Linked DNA regions of Homo sapiens: region 2 is linked to region 1. The links are chromatin loops, found by intact Hi-C in ENCODE. Cell type or tissue: spleen. All regions are shown on one strand. Each heading gives the region's core, and the rest is flanking DNA. Links, peaks and the distances in the headings are about the cores only.

What was found. Peaks named below come from ENCODE experiments on the same cell type or tissue, not always from the same donor. Only the 100,000 strongest peaks of a DNase experiment are listed, where the experiment ranks them.
Region 2: a loop joins it to region 1, with 5 times the contacts of the local background. A loop is called at or near these places in 24 of 110 quality-filtered maps.

Annotation. Positions count from the first base shown.
Region 1 is chr7:64,553,251-64,561,593 of GRCh38, forward strand. All of the region lies in intron 1 of ZNF680 (zinc finger protein 680), which reads right to left. Among named protein-coding and RNA genes, the nearest start is that of ZNF680, 5.6 kb to the right of the region's middle. RefSeq lists enhancers at 877-1,382, 5,941-6,235. In spleen, for the core only: no CTCF peak of the experiment used is centred there; no DNase peak of the experiment used is centred there; H3K27ac peaks cover 2,303 bases.
Region 2 is chr7:64,317,889-64,326,231 of GRCh38, forward strand. All of the region lies in intron 1 of ZNF736 (zinc finger protein 736), which reads left to right. Among named protein-coding and RNA genes, the nearest start is that of ZNF736, 8.1 kb to the left of the region's middle. RefSeq lists a silencer at 5,030-5,230. In spleen, for the core only: no CTCF peak of the experiment used is centred there; no DNase peak of the experiment used is centred there; H3K27ac peaks cover 1,206 bases.

The DNA.
Region 1 (8,343 bases), core at 51-8,050:
TCGTTTATTTAGCTACACCTAGATTAATATGATTTATATGATTTACATATATTTCAATAAAGCAGAGAAAAAAAGTACACATAATCCAAATGCTTTAAGAAAAGAGAGATGAGGATAATAGCCTTAATAGCCTTCCTTATTTTCAGGTAGGAGAATAGAGCCTCTTATTTTTATTTTCTCCTATAACAGCCAAGTCTTTAGACATGCTCTTGAAGTCTTGGACATCTGAATTTCAGTAGACACTGGATTCAGGCATCCAAGGAGTGGCCTTGGGCACACTGTGTGCACTTGAAAGAATGTTTACAGAGAGAAAAAGCAGAATACAGAAAGGTGTTATAAAAAAAAATCTGTGCCCTCTCCCTCTCCTGTCTCCCTCTGATGCCAAGCCGAGGCTGGACTGTACTGCCGCCATCTCGGCTCACTGCAACCTCCCTGCCTGATTCTCCTGCCTCAGCCTGCCAAGTGCCTGGGATTGCAGGCGCGCGCCGCCACGCCAGACTGGTTTTCGCATTTTTTGGTGGAGACGGGGTTTCGCTGTGTTGGCCGGGCTGGTCTCCAGCTCCTGACCTCAAGTGATCTGCCCGCCACGGCCTCCCGAGGTGCCGGGATTGCAGACGGAGTCTCGCTCACTCAGTGCTCAATGTTGCCCAGGCTGGAGTGCAGTGGCGTGATCTCGGCTCGCTACAACCTCCACCTCCCAGCCGCCTGCCTTGGCCTCCCAAAGTGCCGAGATTGCAGCCTCTGCCCGGCCGCCACCCCGTCTAGGAAGTGAGGAGCGTCTCTGCCTGGCCGCCCATCCTCTGGGATGTGAGGAGCCCCTCTGCCCGGCCGCCCAGTCTGGGAAGTGAGGAGCGCCTCTTCCCGGCCGTCATCCCGTCTAGGAAGTGAGGAGCGTCTCTGCCCGGCCGCCCATCGTCTGGGATGTGGGGAGCGCCTCTGCCCCGCCGCCCCGTCTGAGATGTGAAGAGCGCCTCTGCCCGGCCGCGACCCCGTCTGGGAACTGAGGAGTGTCTCTGCCCTGCCGCCAACCCGTCTGGGAAGTGAGGAGCGTCTCTGACCGGCCACCCAGTCTGGGAAGTGAGGAGCTCCTCCGCCTGGCAGCCGCCCCGTCCGGGAGGTGGGGGGCAGCCCCAGCCCGGCCAGCTGCCCCGTCCAGGAGGTGGGGGGCAGCCCCCACCCGGCCGCTGCCCCGTCTGGGAGGTGGGGGGGCGCCTCTGACCGGCTGCCCCGTCTGGGAGGTGTACCCAACAGCTCATTGAGAACGGGCCATGATGACAATGGCGGTTTTTGTCGAATAGAAAAGGGGGAAATGTGGGGAAAAGAAAGAGAGATCGGATTGTTTCTGTGTGTGGAAAGAAGTGGACATGGGAGACTCCATTTTGTTCTGTACTGGCAAAGATTCTTCTGCCTTGGGATGCTGTTAATCTATAACCTTGCCCCCAACCCCGTGCTCTCTGAAACATGTGCTGTGTCCACTAAGGGTTAAATGGATTAAGGGCGGTGCAAGATGTGCTTTGTTAAACAGATGCTTGAAGGCGGCATACTCGTTAAGAGTCATCACCACTCCCTAATCTCAAGTACCCAGGGACACAAACACTGCGGAAGGCAGCGGGGCCCTCTGCCTAGGAAAACCAGAGACCTTTGTTCACATGTTTATCTGCTGACCTTCCCTCCACTATTGTCCTATGACCCTGCCAAATCCCCCTCTCCGAGAAACACCCAAGAATGATCAATAAATACTAAAAAAATTAAAAAAAAAATCTGTGGATGTACATGAATAAAGCAAGTTCTTAGAGACCTATGAAGAGACTTAGATTCTGACACAATAATAGTGGGATACAACACCCCACAGACCCTGTTAGATTATTAGGGCAGAAAATTTACAAATAACTCAGGATCTAAACTCAACACTTGGACAAACAGTCCTACAAAACTCTTAATCTAAAAACAACATACTATACATTCTTCTCATTACCATGTGGCACATACTCCAAAATTGACCACACAATCAGAAATAAAACAACCCTCAGCAAATTCCAAAATTACACCAACCACACACACAGAGCACAGCTTGATAAAAATATAATTCAATACCAAAAAAAAAAACACTTGAAGTGATACAAATACATGGAAATTATGCCACCTGAGTCTAAATGACTTTTGAGTAAATAATGAAATTAAAGCAGAAATCAAGTTCATTGCAAAAAATGAGAACAAAGATACAACATACCAGAATCTCTGCAACACAGCTAAGGCAGTGTTAAAGAGAAATTTATAGCACTAAAAGCTCACATCCAAAAGTTACAAAGATCTCAATTTAACAACCTAACATCATGAATAAAAGAATGAGAGAAAGCAAGAGCAAACCAACCCCTAAGCTAGGAAAAGACAAGAAATAACCAAAATCAGATCTGAACTGAAGATTTAAACAGAAAAAAAATACGAGACCAAAAAATCCAGGAATTAAACCTTTGTAAAAAAAAATATATATATATATATAAAATAAGATAAACCACTAGCTACAATAATAAAGAAATAAGAGAAGGTCCAAATAAACACAATTAGAAATGACTACCACTGACCCCACAGAAATACAAATAACTATTGAAGTCTACTATGAACACTTCTATGCACATGAACTAGAAAATCTATGCACACAAACTAGAAAATAGAAGTTTCAGGATACAAAATAAGTGTACAAAAATCAGTAACATCTCTGAACATCAACAACATTCAACCTAAGGCCAAATCAAAAAAAATCCCATTCACAATAACCACAAAAATAATAAAATGTCTAGGAATACACCTAATCAGGGAGGTGAAAAATCTCTAAAACAAAAATTACAAAATGCTTCTTAAAGAAGTCAGAGATGACACAAGCCAATGGGCAGCCATTTTATGCTCATGGATAGAAAAGACTGATATCATTAAAATGGCCATACTGCCAAATGAAATTTACAGAATTAATGCTATTTCTATCAAACTACCAATAACATTCTTCACGGAACTAAAAAAAAAAAAAAAAAAAAGTATTTTAAAATTTATATGAAACCGAAAAAAAACCAAAAACCTGAATAGCCAAGGCAATCACAAGCAAAAAGAACAAAGCAGGTGGCATTACATTACCTGACTTCAAATTATACAACAGAGTAACCAAAGCAGCATGATACTGGTACAAACACAGACTACAGAACAATGGAACAGAATAAGAGAGCCCAGAAATCATGCCACACACCTACAACCATCTGATCTTCCACAAAGGTCACAAGAGCAATGCAGGAAGAATTCCCTATTTAATAAATGGTGCTGGAATAACCAGCTAGCACTATGTAAAAGACTGAAACTGGATGCTTTCCTTACACCATATAAAAAAAAAATCAACTCCAGGTGATTAAAGACCTAAATGTAGAACATACAATTGTAAAAAACCCTGAAAGAAAATCTAAAAAATACCTATGTCAATTGGATAAAGAAAATATTATTGACATAGGAACTGGCAAAGATTTTATGATGAAGATGCCAAAAGCAATTGCAACAAAAGCAAAACTTGATAAATGGGACCTAAAGAAACTAAAGAGCTTCTTCACAGCAAAGCAAACTATCAATAGAGTAAACAAACAACCTACACAATAAAAAGAAAATATTTGTAAAATATGCTTCTGACAAAGGTCTATTATTCAAAATTTGTAAGGAATTTTAAAAATTTTACCATAAGGCGGGACGGGTACAGTGGCTCACGCCTGTAATCCGAGCACTTTGGGAGGCCAAGGCGGGCGGATCACGAGGCCAGGAGATTGAGACCATCCTGGCAAACATGGTAAAACCCCGTCTCTACTAAAAATACAAAAAAATTAGCCAGGCGTAGTGGCAGTCACCTGTAGTCCCAGCTACTCCGGAGGCTGAGGCAGGAGAATGGCATGAACCTGGGAGGTAGAGCTTGCAGTGAGCCAAGATCGCGCCACTGCACTCCAGACTGGGCGACAGAGCGAGACACTGTCTCAAAAAAAAAAAAAATTTACCATAAGGCCAGGCGCAGTGGTTCATACATGTAATCTCAGCACTTTGGGAGGCTGAGGCAGGCAGATCACAAGGTCAGGAATTCGAGACCAGCCTGACCAACATGGTGAAACCCCGTCTCTACTAAAAATACAAAAAGTAGCCACGTGTGTTGGCACGCACCTGTAATCCCAGCTACTCAGGAGGCTGAGGCTGGAGAATCGCTTGAATCCGGGAGGCAGAGGTTGCAGTGAGCCAAGATCGTGCCACTGCACTCCAGCCTGGGTGACAGAGCAAGGGTCCGTCTCAAAAAAACAAAAAAACAAAAAAAAACAAAACAAAAAAAAACTTACCAAAAAGGCCGGGTGCAATGGCTCATGCCTGCAATCCCAGCACTTTGGGAGGCTGAGGCAGGCAGATCACTTGAGGTCAGGAGTTTGAGACCAGCCTGGCCAATGTGGTGAAACCCCTGTCTCTACTAAGAATACAAAAATTAGCCGGCTGTGGTTGCATGCACCTGTAGTTCCAGTTACTCAGAAGGCTGAGGCAGAATTGCTTGAACCCCGGAGGCGGAGGACAAAGAGAGGAAAAACAGACACAGGCCTAGTTGAGGGTGGTGGGTAGGAGGACAGAAAGGACTAGAAAAAAATACCTGTTTATGCTATGCATAGTACCTCATTAACAAAATAATCTACACCAAACCCCTATGCCACAATTTTGCTTATATAACAACTCGCACGTTTACCCCCAACCCTGAAACAAAAATAAAAGTTAAAAGGAATAAAATCCACAGGTGGAGGATAGTGCAATGTAGGTGGAAGGACTTGTTTGCCCTACAGATAGTGGCCCAGGTGGGGCTGTACTTGTTTATTTCTGTGTCCGGGCAGGCAGATGAGATTATGAACAGGTGGTACAGAACCGTTGGTTGGTGGAGGAAAAAGGTTGCTGCTGCAGATTCAGTGTCTGGGGGTGGGGATATGCAGGAGACTATAAACACTTTTGTGGATTTTTGGCAAAAAAAAACACTAGGATCAAAAATGCTGTGGTGAAATTCCTGATGGTGGTGCCTAGTCCTGGGAGGAGTGTGGACACATCAATTTATGGGTATGTTTGTGAGTGGGTGGGAATCCTGGGGTGGCAGCTGTGGGAAAAGGGGGTCTGTTATCAGAGCTAATTTCCTGTAAGTTTTCAGTCCTCTCTCACCCTGGGAGGAGATTATTAAAGACCCAGCTCTTTCTAGGGAGCCTCCCCTGCAGATGTCTCAGGCTGCTCACCCCAGCCATGGAAGAAGCCTTTATACTGAGAAAAGCTACAGGGCCCTGGAAATCTGGGGACCCACAGGCAGATGTAGTTAAGGTTAAGACGGAAGGGGATTGGGAGGGTCTTACTGAAGATGAAGTTGTTACTGTTTTGAGGCAGTTTCTAGACTTTGTAAAATAAAACACAGATTTATGTAATAAAAATTTGAATTCCAAAGGAGGAAGCACCAACTATAAATCTTTAAAGATTGCAAAGTTTAGGCAGAAAAGGGGTTGCTTTTTTTTTTTTTCAATCAATTTTGAGATTTATTTTGTTAATGTTGAGGACACACCGGGGAGAAAGAAACACAAGTCGCAATAGGATCTGTGTCCTGTGTTTTTTCCAAAGAATGTTTTGGGAACTTCAGTATTTAAAGAGGAAAGAGCAAGTGGGAGGGGAAGAAAAAAGGCCGGGTGGGGGAAACAAGAGGGAGTGTAGGTGATGAGGCTATTGGCTACATTCCCATGAGGCTCTGATTAGCACTCAGTGAATCTATATTTTACATGTAGAAAGAAAGGGGTCGGAGAAGTCAATCATGCATTCCCCCTTCTCTCTCTCCCTCAGTAACTCTACATTTTATACAAGATAAAGTAAGCATGTGAAATTACAGCTGTTTGGGAATAAAAGGAAGCCAATCTTTGCATGACCCAGTTCCCAGCTTTACTTTTGGCATAGTGAGTTCAGGGTCCCAAGAGTTTATTTTCCTTCCACATATATCTGCAATTTTTGATATTACCGAAGTCAAGGGCAAAGTTTTCATTAGGAAGTTGGCAACTTCTAGGAAAGGCTTTATTCATTTGGGGGGCTGTAAGGTACATGGATATGCTTTGGTCAGAAACAGGCCGAGGCAGACAGCCGGGCCAGAGTGACTCAGCAAGTCTGGAGCACAGGCGTATAAATCCACTTTTTGTTTTATTTGTTTGTTTAGGTTTTTTTTTTTTGCTGTTGTTTTTGAGACAGAGTCTCGCCCTGTCACCCAGGCTGGAGTGCAGTGGTGTGATCTCAGCTCACTGCAACCTCTACCTCCTGGGTTCAAGCAATTCTCCTGCCTCAGCCTCCTGAGTAGCTGGGATTACAGGTGCCCACTACCACATGTGGCTAATTTTTTATATTTCTGGTAGAGACGGGGTTTCACCATGTTGTCCAGGCTGGTCTCAAACTCCTCACCTCAAGTGATCCACCCACCTTGGCCTCCCAAAGTGCTGGGATTACAGGCTTGAGCCACTGTGCCTGGCCAGGGAGGACTTTTTTGAAGATGCATAACATTTTACATCTCAATAAGAAAAGCAAAAGTATTCCTTTTAGATAATAAATGTATTATTTTATTATTTCCATTAAAAATTATGTAGTAAACAATTATTCATTTGGAAACACTTCTAGGAGGTACCAAGTTTCATCTCATAAAATTTAGCATAAAACTCAGAAATCAAGATAACAGGGTATAGACTAGAAATATTCACTGTCACAAATTTACCATGCAAAAAGAGGTACTAATGTTTTCAAGAATCTATGTAACTTCACCAATTACCTACCACATTTTCTGGTGGAAATGTATTCATTTTCTTTTCTGTTTTTTTTTTTTTTTTGAGATGAAGTTTCACTCTTTCGCCCAGGCTGGAATGAAGTGGCACAATCTTGGCTCACTGCAACCTCCACCCCCCGGGTTCAAGCAATTTTCCTGCTTCAGCCTCCCAAGTAGCTGGAATTACAGGCATGTACCACCACGCCCGGCTAATTTTTGTATTTTTAGTAGCGACAAGGCTTCACCATGTTGGCCAGGCTGGCCTCGAATTCCTGACCTCAGGTGATCCACCCCTCTTGGCATCCTAAAGTGCTAGGATTACAGGCGTGTGCCACTGCACTCGGCCGGAAATGTATTCATTTTCTAAAGCCAAAATGGAGAAGAGATTTTCTCTATTTTTTCCCTAGATAGCTAGCATTCTAAAAGTTAAGGCTTGGAATTCTGTTTGAAATTACCCAGCTAGGCTGGGTGCGGTGTCTCATGCCTGTAATCCCAATACTTTGGGAGGCCAAGGCGGGTGGATCACCTGAGATCAAGAGTTTGAGACCAGACTGGCCAACATGGTGAAACCTCATCCCTACTAAAAATACAAAAATTAGCTGAGTGTGGTGGCTAGCGCCTGTAGTCTCAGCTACTCAGGAGGCTGAGGGAGGAGAATCGCTTGAACCCAAGAGACAGAGGTTGCAGTGAGCCAAGATCATGTGACTGCACTCCAGCCTGGGTGACAGAATGAGACTGTCTCAAAAAAAAAAAAAATTACCCAGCCGTAAAAAAACTACCTGTGACAATTACTAAACTCAGTCTGGAAAACAAAATAGTAAATGAGAATTTTTAACAAATGGAATATATGTAGATATTAATTTTTTTCTGAAACTCACCTCTTTTACACCATTCGTAAATATTTTACCTTTTAATTTCCTTTACAAATTTTTCACTATTTGTCTTTCACTCTTTTTTCATCATTTTTTTTCACTATTTTTCTGCCCCCTTAGAGAATCCAGAAATTATTTCTATGTTTTTCCCTCAATACCAGCATCTGATTGACCAGCAATGTGTCCCAAGGAAACGGAAGCTGAGTTGGGTGAAGACAATCTTAATGTCTCAAGGTGTCAGCCTTTCCAAGGAAGAGTGCACCAGGAGATTTCTCTCAGCTCCAGGGCATCCACCTGCTCCCTCGAGAGGCTACACTTTGTACCTCAGGCAGTCCTGTGGGAGAAAATGACCCAGGAGCTGATATTCATTAGGCACTCTAGCAGACATAGTCATGGTGGGTATCATGGTTTATTCCCAGACAGTACTGAAACCCAGGACCAGGAAAAATCTGAAGGGTAGCCGAGGACACATCACCCCATAAAGTTTCCAAAGGGAAACTGTGACCCCCCAAAATTCTGATAAGATCTCTGTGCCTATGGAAGATAAAAGGAAAAGAGGCGCAGAGATTTTTTACAATAGTGTCCAGGGATTACTCTTTGCTTTCTTCTTACAGAAAATTTTTACAAACGGAAAACAAATCTTTTAAAAAGTAC
Region 2 (8,343 bases), core at 207-8,206, 240 kb before region 1:
TTAAGAAAAACCACATTCTCACATCTGTTTCTAAAATATTTTTTTTTCATCAAGAAACACATTTTCTTTGTACTGTGTATGTAAAGTTGTTTCTCTCCTTAACAATAGTTTTAGTTACGAATCTTGGGCAGAATTTTAATTTTTAATAATCTTAATTTATAGTGAAAGCCTGAGAAGTAAGCAATTTTAACTATTAGTCATGAACTAAAATTTTATAAAGATATATTTTCTAATTTTTAGAAACATAGGATTTTAAATGGAAACATTTTTAATGTGGAATAGGGCATACTAACAGATCTAAATATCTTTGGTTTCTGTGAAGAAACCAAAAATATTTAGCTTAAACTTGTATTTAAAAATTAATATCTTAGCATTTTGTCTTACTTGGAGATAATTTAGATGTTTAATGAATAGCCATCATTTAATGTAGCTTAGCAACAGTCTACGAGTGTAGTTTCCATAAAGATTTGAGAAACTATTTAAATTAAACACATTACAAAACAATCAGTATTGTAAGTTTATAAACTTTTGTCCCATTTACATGCTTTATTTATTTATTCTTAACAATTATTTTTGTAAAATCTCATGAAACAGACTAATATACTCATCTAAAGTTAAACTTCCTATTATCCATTTTTATATTACCATGTTGGGCAAGTATCATAAAAGCAATAAAGTTAAATATATACATATTTTGCTGAGAAGTCAAAAGACTTTTTTAAAATTAAACTAACAATATTAAACTAGTCATGTTTACCAAAAGATTTACTCAATTCACATATTCTTAAAAATATTGGGCTTATTTTTTTAATTCATGACCAGTTATCTTTAAGTTAATTCAGTACCATGTAGATAATACACAAAGACATTTATAGACATATATATACATGTAGACACAACATATAACTTACTCATGTTTGTATCTAAAAGCCCTAGAGAGGGAGTTCATTGTAAAAGGGAGTAGAGCTTCAGACCTGAAAAGAAACTGTTTACCCACAACTCTGGGGGCTTCATGAGGAAAAACAGAGGTACCCTGCCAAAAAGGAGAAGCCTGTGGCACTTTATCTGTGCTCTTCAAGGGGTCTCAGGCTGCTAGAAGTTTCCTTTAGTTGTCCTCTATAGTGACAAAAGGTTTTAAGTGGAACATGAGACAGATAGAAGTAAATGGAAGAATTAATTCCAGAGGAGACAGTTTGAGAAGACTTTGTTTTCCAAAGAGCCAGTAAAGTTTTACATTATCCTTGCAAAAATCATGTCGGCAAGAGAAGAAACGGACACATAGAGATGCTAGTCTAGGGAGAGAGAAATTCAGTTAACTAAAGACCTTATATGGGAAAACCATAGGCCTCAAATACGTATGTATATGTATGTGTGTGTGTGTATATATAAAATATGTGTATGTATGTATGTGTGTGTGTGTATATGTATGTGTGTGTGTGTATGTGTATATATATATATATATATATATATATATATATATATATATATATATGCCTGACTAAGCCTGACTGTCAATTCTAAATAAATGGACTTTTGACTGTAGAGCTTTTAAATTTTTTAAAATTAGATTTTACCCAGGTAAATAGAAAACATTTCTTCCCTTTTTTTTTTTTTTTTTTTTTTTTGAGACAGAGTCTTGCTCTGTTGCCCAGACTGGAGTGCAGTCGAGCGGTCTTGGCTCACTGCAACCTCTGCCTCCTGGATTCAAGCAATTTTCCTGCCTCAGCCTCCCAAGTAGCTGGGATTACAGGTGCCTGCCACCACGCCTGGCTAATTTTTTGTATTTTTAGTAGAGACAGGGTTTCACCATGTTGGCCAGGCTGGTCTCGAACTCCTGACCTCGTGATCTGCCTGCCTCGGCCTCCCAAGTGCTGGGATTGCAGGTGTGAGCCACTACGCTCAGACAAAAACATTTCTTTACTTGTCTTTTTCTTTCTAAAATTTATCTTTTTCTTTCTAAAATTTACATCAAGAAGGAATTTTGGAGATGGGGCATTTTTGTTTACTGGAGGCCTAGGGTAATCACTATTCAAAGCTGTTTCTCTTTGAAATTTTTCAGTAAATAGTTTTCTTTTTTCCAAACCACAGTATATGGTTTTATTTAGTTCCAGAGAGAAGACTAAACAAACAAAACAACAAAAGTTTCTATTACACTCTAAATATAAACTGAAATTTTAAATTAAAGGGATACCTGAACTAGTGACTAAAAACCAACACAAACATTCATGAGGCCAAATCCAAGAAATCCTGTATGACTTTAAAACTTCAGAGAAATAACAAAAAAATTGTAGCTCTTCTGTAATCAAAACTTCTCCTAAGAACAGCTTACTGCAAGTGGGTTGCAATCTATATTTTCAGGCCACATTTTTTAGTATCTCAGCTTCTCAGTTTACCATCTACCCACAAAGGCCAGACACAAGATTTTAAGAAATGGTTGGTAAAACAGGAGAATGAAAGCTGTCTATGGGAGTAGACAAGTTTACAAATGTGGACTCCAGAAGGTCAAGAGCAAAAATCAAATAATAAAAACAAATACATTAGTAATTAATTATTATGTATGTAATGTTTTTTTGCCTAAGCTAGAGATAATTCATTGAGAAATAAAATTTTGAGGTTTGGTCTAAAAAAACTTCAATTTTTTTTTCTCCAATTTGATCTCAGCTAGAATGCTGTTTTGCTAATTCTCTGGATGTTAACATTTCAAATACATGGTAAGATTTACATCTCCGAGAGACTGAGAAAAGACTGGAAAAAGTTAAAGTATGTATTGTAAATCCTGCAGCAATCAAACAGGCATTTTGAACATTTAAAAGGTTTTTTTTTGAGGAAGTGAAAGAGCCCTCTTAAAATGTACTTTGAAATCTCTTATTAGAATGTAGCCAGGCAAAACAGAAAGAAGGCCTTTCATTAAATTTCATTCTAAAACCTGCCGTTTCCAATTGTGCATGGAAATATATTAATTTAGAAATGTCATAAGACCTTCATTTTTGTCATTGCATTTTGGGGTCATCTGAAGTCATGTCGGTACATTTACCCAGGCATTTGCAAGATGAAGCTCCATAGGTATTATACATAAGTTCAGCTTATGTTTCTAAGGCATGTTACCTAGAAGGAAAAGAATGGTTTTGATGATCAGTTTTCCATAATTTAGAAACTTTTCAAAGGTGATCATGGCCAGAGCAGTGTACCAGGTCTAAGTGTGCTGTGTATGAGCATCACTCCTCAAGGTGTCACCCAAGAGTTGCTGATTATAGTGCTGGGTGAGCAATGCTTATGTTTACTTCCAGCTTAGTTAAAAGTCTCTGCAGGTGTTTTTCTTTTGGGAGGACCCTGTGAGACTGGTACAAAGCATTGAAAATCATCCTAACACCTCTACAAAGTCTCTAGTTGCCTAGAGCACCCAAATGAGTCAGTTAAAGAAATTGCCTTTTATCTTTGGGATGAGAGAATTCACTCCCATGCACCTTTTGCTTTGAAGGTCCCAAAAAGTCAAGTTCAAATTAGAAGCAATAGAAAACAGCTGTGTTTTTTAAAGCATGTTACCTAATTTTAGAACAAAAGAAGTAAAACCACCAGGGCTAGACTGCCAGTATTATGACCCAGATTTTCTGTCTTGAGACAGTAGCAGAGAAAGCAGTTAAAAATATTGAAATTAAAATCTCCTGACTTTAGCCAAAAATGGAAATATTTTTTCTAGAAAGTGAGGGTTGAAAAGAACAGCTCAAGCAAAGTCTTGACCTCATGAAATAGTAGGGAGATCTGAATTCAGGAGGACTCACCCCTTACACTCAACAATGTACTGGGAGCTGGAAGAATACAAGGGGTTCTCATTGACTAGTTTCTGAGTTCAAGAGGGATGTTGGATGGTTGGGGGTGTCCCTCTGAATCCTGCTCACAGCACCAGAAATATCAATCCAAAGGAAGAAGCAGGGGCAAAAAAATAAAATTTTAAAGAATTTACTTCAGCCAAGGTGAGGACAGCTGCCTGGAAGACTCAGATGCATGTTACCTAAGATATGAACTTTGGCCTTTTTAATACGGTTTATAAAGTAAGAAGCAGAATAAGTAGTCAGCCATTGTCAGGAATTCTCGTTAGTTTGCAGAAATAACATTGATTAGTGATAAGCTGTATGTTGTTGAACTACAGTCTGAATTTAGCAATGAAATAGCTGGATCATATAATTCTATGTTCTAAACATAGAAGAAGGTACATTTTATGGTTTTTTTTTTCCAAGAAATGTCCACATTGTTTTTTATAGTGGCTACACCATTTTACATTTGCACCAGGAGTTAAAAATCATTCTAATTTCTCCCTCTTCTTTTTACCGCTTGTTCTTTTAGGGATTATGCTGTTGTTTTTCATATAATAGCCATTCTCATGTGTGTGAAGTGGTATCTCAATATGATAGAACATCAATTTTTATATTTATTTTATAAAGTTTTATTTTTTATGCTGCCACTATGCTAAATCTTGGTATTTGTCAAATCTCTTGAGTTTCTAGGTATAGTATATCATCTACAAATAGAAATTATGTTTTTATTTTTTTCCTTTGGGAATCATGTTTGATAATGCTATGTACAATATGCCAAGCACTGTTCTAAGAAGTGTTAAGATAGTAACATCAAAATACATTGTGAGCAGGAGTGAAGATACAGACATTTCTAAAATTACGGCTGAGAATGTGACAAAAGACATCTAATAGAGAAGAAAGTTCGCTTTAAAAAGGACCTGAAACTTATTCTCACAATTAAAAAGTCAACTTTTATAAGTTACACAGCCTCTTTGTGTCTCACAGCTCTTATTTGTGAAACAGATAATAATAACAGATTATTTATCGTTGAGTATATTAAGAGACAGAAGTAATATCCTGACTTGAAAATTAAAATATTTATTAGTGTAATTAACTGAGATAACAGTAATAAGAATATGTCAATTATTGGAACAGATTAGATAATAGTTTAATAGGACCATCAACATTTTAATTCTATAAAAAATGTATGTCTTTCTGTTTACTCTTTACAAAACTACTTAGTCACTCTCTATTACTTAATTACTAAAGCCTCCTAATTCTTAGTAAGGCCTTTCTAGGGCCACCTAAACTTACAGTCTTTAACCACACTGTTTATGGATTCCCTTCTTTAGCGCCTTCTTTTTTTCCTTATCTTGCCTGGTGCAAACCACAGTTTTGCTCTGCTTTTCTGTCTTATGTGTTTGTATAAAGACATCTGCCTTTATGTAAATTCTAACCAATTACAGCTGTGACATTTTCCTCGAAACATGTAAATTCTGTGAGTTCTTTTTTATTTGAAATCTCTTGTATCTTTACCATATTATGGGCACTCATTTGAAGTAATAAATATTTTTTAAAAATACCGGATAAGAAATTTTGAAACACAGTCAACAAATATTCATAACAAATATTAAACTACAGTTGCTTATTGAGCATGAAACACTTGTGATTACATTTCAATAGGTTCTGTGCTCTCAAAGTATGTTTTAAAAATTTATTTTTTTCAATTAAACTTAAGCAGTATATTGTTTTTAAAAGTAAAACAAAAAAAAATACTATTCACAATAGCAAAGACATGGAATTAACCCACATTGCTTTCAACAGTAGACTGGATAAAGAAAATGTGGTAGGTATATACCATGGAATACTATGCAGGCATAAGAAGGAAAAAGATCATGTCCTTGACAGGGACATGGATGGAGCTGGAAGCCGCTATTCTCAGCAAACTTAACACAGGAACAGAAACCCAAACGCTGCATGCTCTCATACTAATAAGTGGAAGCTGAATGATGAGATACATGGACACCTTGGGGGAACAACACACCCTGGGGCCTGTCAGGGGGCGGGGAAAGCATCAGGAAGAACAGCTAATGGGTGCTGAGCTTAATACATGGGTGATGGGTTGATCTGTGCAGCAAAGTACCATGACACACATTTACCTGTGTAACAAACCTGCACATCCTGCATATGTACCCCGGAACTTAAAAGTTGATTTTTTTAAAAAAGTAAAAAAATAAATACCTAAAAGCAGGGGGTATTTGTGGTACAAAAATTCATAGTAAACACATACCAACTATTTGAAAACATAATCTTATCTCTTAATGCAGTTATATTCTGCTTTATTACTTACATATTATAAAATATGGATTCATGGCATAATTGTCAAAGGCTTCCATCTATTCCTACCACATATCCATTTTTGCTGATTTTGTTCATTTTCTTTTTTTGTTTTTGATTTGTTCATTTTCCAACAAAGCTGGGATAAAAACATCTTCATGCTCATGCTATAATAACTTCTCACAATATGCCCTGGGTTACTCAAAAGAAAATGGAGTTGTTTTGCTCATGTTTTTGACACTTGAGTCAATCATCAACAAATAACATAAGAGGAGCCAAGGACATGTGCGTGCCTGTGAATCACTCAGCAAGTGTCAGGCAGGCCCCGGGCTGAAGGGAGACTCCAGGTGTCTCAGAAAAGGGAGGTTCTGCTCTAGTGCACACAGACTGTCACACTGTAAATTGTTCTGTGATGCCATGTTTCTCCCAGGGTCAACAGGAACTGAGGACACATAGGAAGTGAGTTAAGAGGGCAGACTCCTCCCATTTAGCTACCAGTATGTGATTTTGCCCCCCCGGACACATGCACACTATATAATAATGTGCTCACAACCCTCTTAGGACAAATCTCCATGCTCACATTTCAGCCAGATACAAGTGCCTAGAGGACTTTAGACTTATCCCTGTCCTCAGACGCTAAATCTGTGGCAACAACCTGCTCCATCCAGTCAACTGGGCTTCTGAGTCACCTGATCATAGTCTCATCTACCTGCATAGACACAGAAATAAGCCAGAGCCTAACCCTTTCTGAGCCACTATCTGTAGCACAAATTAGTCTTTCCACTAACTCTGGACTTTCCCCTGCCCATAGGTCCTATGAAACTAAATAATTCAAAATTTAAGCTGTTTGATACTCTAAATTATTCTGGGTCTTAAAGGAATGTAAGTACAAAATCTGGGTAATATGACAGGCAGCAGTAACAAGGCAGCTGTAACCTTTGTTTTTCTGTTTATGGATTACACCTACTTCTACAGCTGCATTCTTTTGTCAGGTGTTGTCAATGGCCGAAGTGCCCCATGGAAGACCTCTTTCCCCTTCACTATTGACTTTCGTTATAGATTAACCTCCCTCTTACCTATGGCTATTGCATTGTCTTAAGATGAAATGTTAAATACACGCTTAGGTTGAAAAGGAAAGAAAAACCAGTTGTAAAAAAAAAAAAAAGTTGGAAAAATACATTGTAACCAATTAATTTTTTGTAAATCTTAAGCCAGCCTTGTATAGAAACTGTTGTAGTCTTGTTAAATTTGTTTTTCGCCTGTAGAAATAAGAACTTAACTTTCACCTATGAAGCACTCATCTTATTTCACTAGAGCTTTTGTCTCCTGGATGACTATTTCTAGCTTTTCACTTGAATAAACTCTACAATTGGATTTTGAGGCTTTATTGATTATTCAGATTATTTCAGATTAACAGTCCTTCATAGCATCTTTCTTCTGCCTTTACTTCCTGACTAAACCCTCTTTCATGTGAACAAATTGTACCCAATGCCACTCGTCGGGTGCCTGATTAAAATGCCTACTGGAAATCAGATGTCCATGAGTTCAAGGTCATGGCCTTAGACTTGGCTGTTGTAAGGGCAAATACAAATTAGAAATACCAGACTTAAATTATGAAACTTGAAGATAAAAAAAGACATTTTACTCTCCTTTTAAAAAATAATTTAAGAAAACTTTTACATGTAAATTTATTTTGTGTCTCTGTTAAATGTATGTACATCATTTAAACAGGTAAATAGGACTTTGTCAGCCTTTTTAACTTAGAAATGTCTTTCTCTAGGACCTGGAAACCATTGCATTGAAATGTAAATGGATTACCTTTCTGTCCTACAGTAGGTAACTTCATAAAATATTATGAAGCCAAGGAAATCTTATTTTGCTTTTGAATATAGCCAATTTAAATTTTCATTGAATATACCCAATATACATATAGGCTTCTCAATTACCCGGTTAATTTAAGATGAACTATATATGACAAATTATGCTGTTAAGTCTTCTACTTAAAGACTAAATATGGTGATTTTTATCTCTGCTTTTGTAATCTCAGCAGATTGCCTATGATGGGTATCACATTGTGGTTTAATTATGTAAAAAAAAAAATTTTCTTTCTCTTGTACCATTTTAGAGTGTCTCTGAAGTTGGAGATAATTTTGTTTTTAATTATGTTTTCCAAACACTGTACAGAATTACCAGACAGGATATAAACACAGGAGGT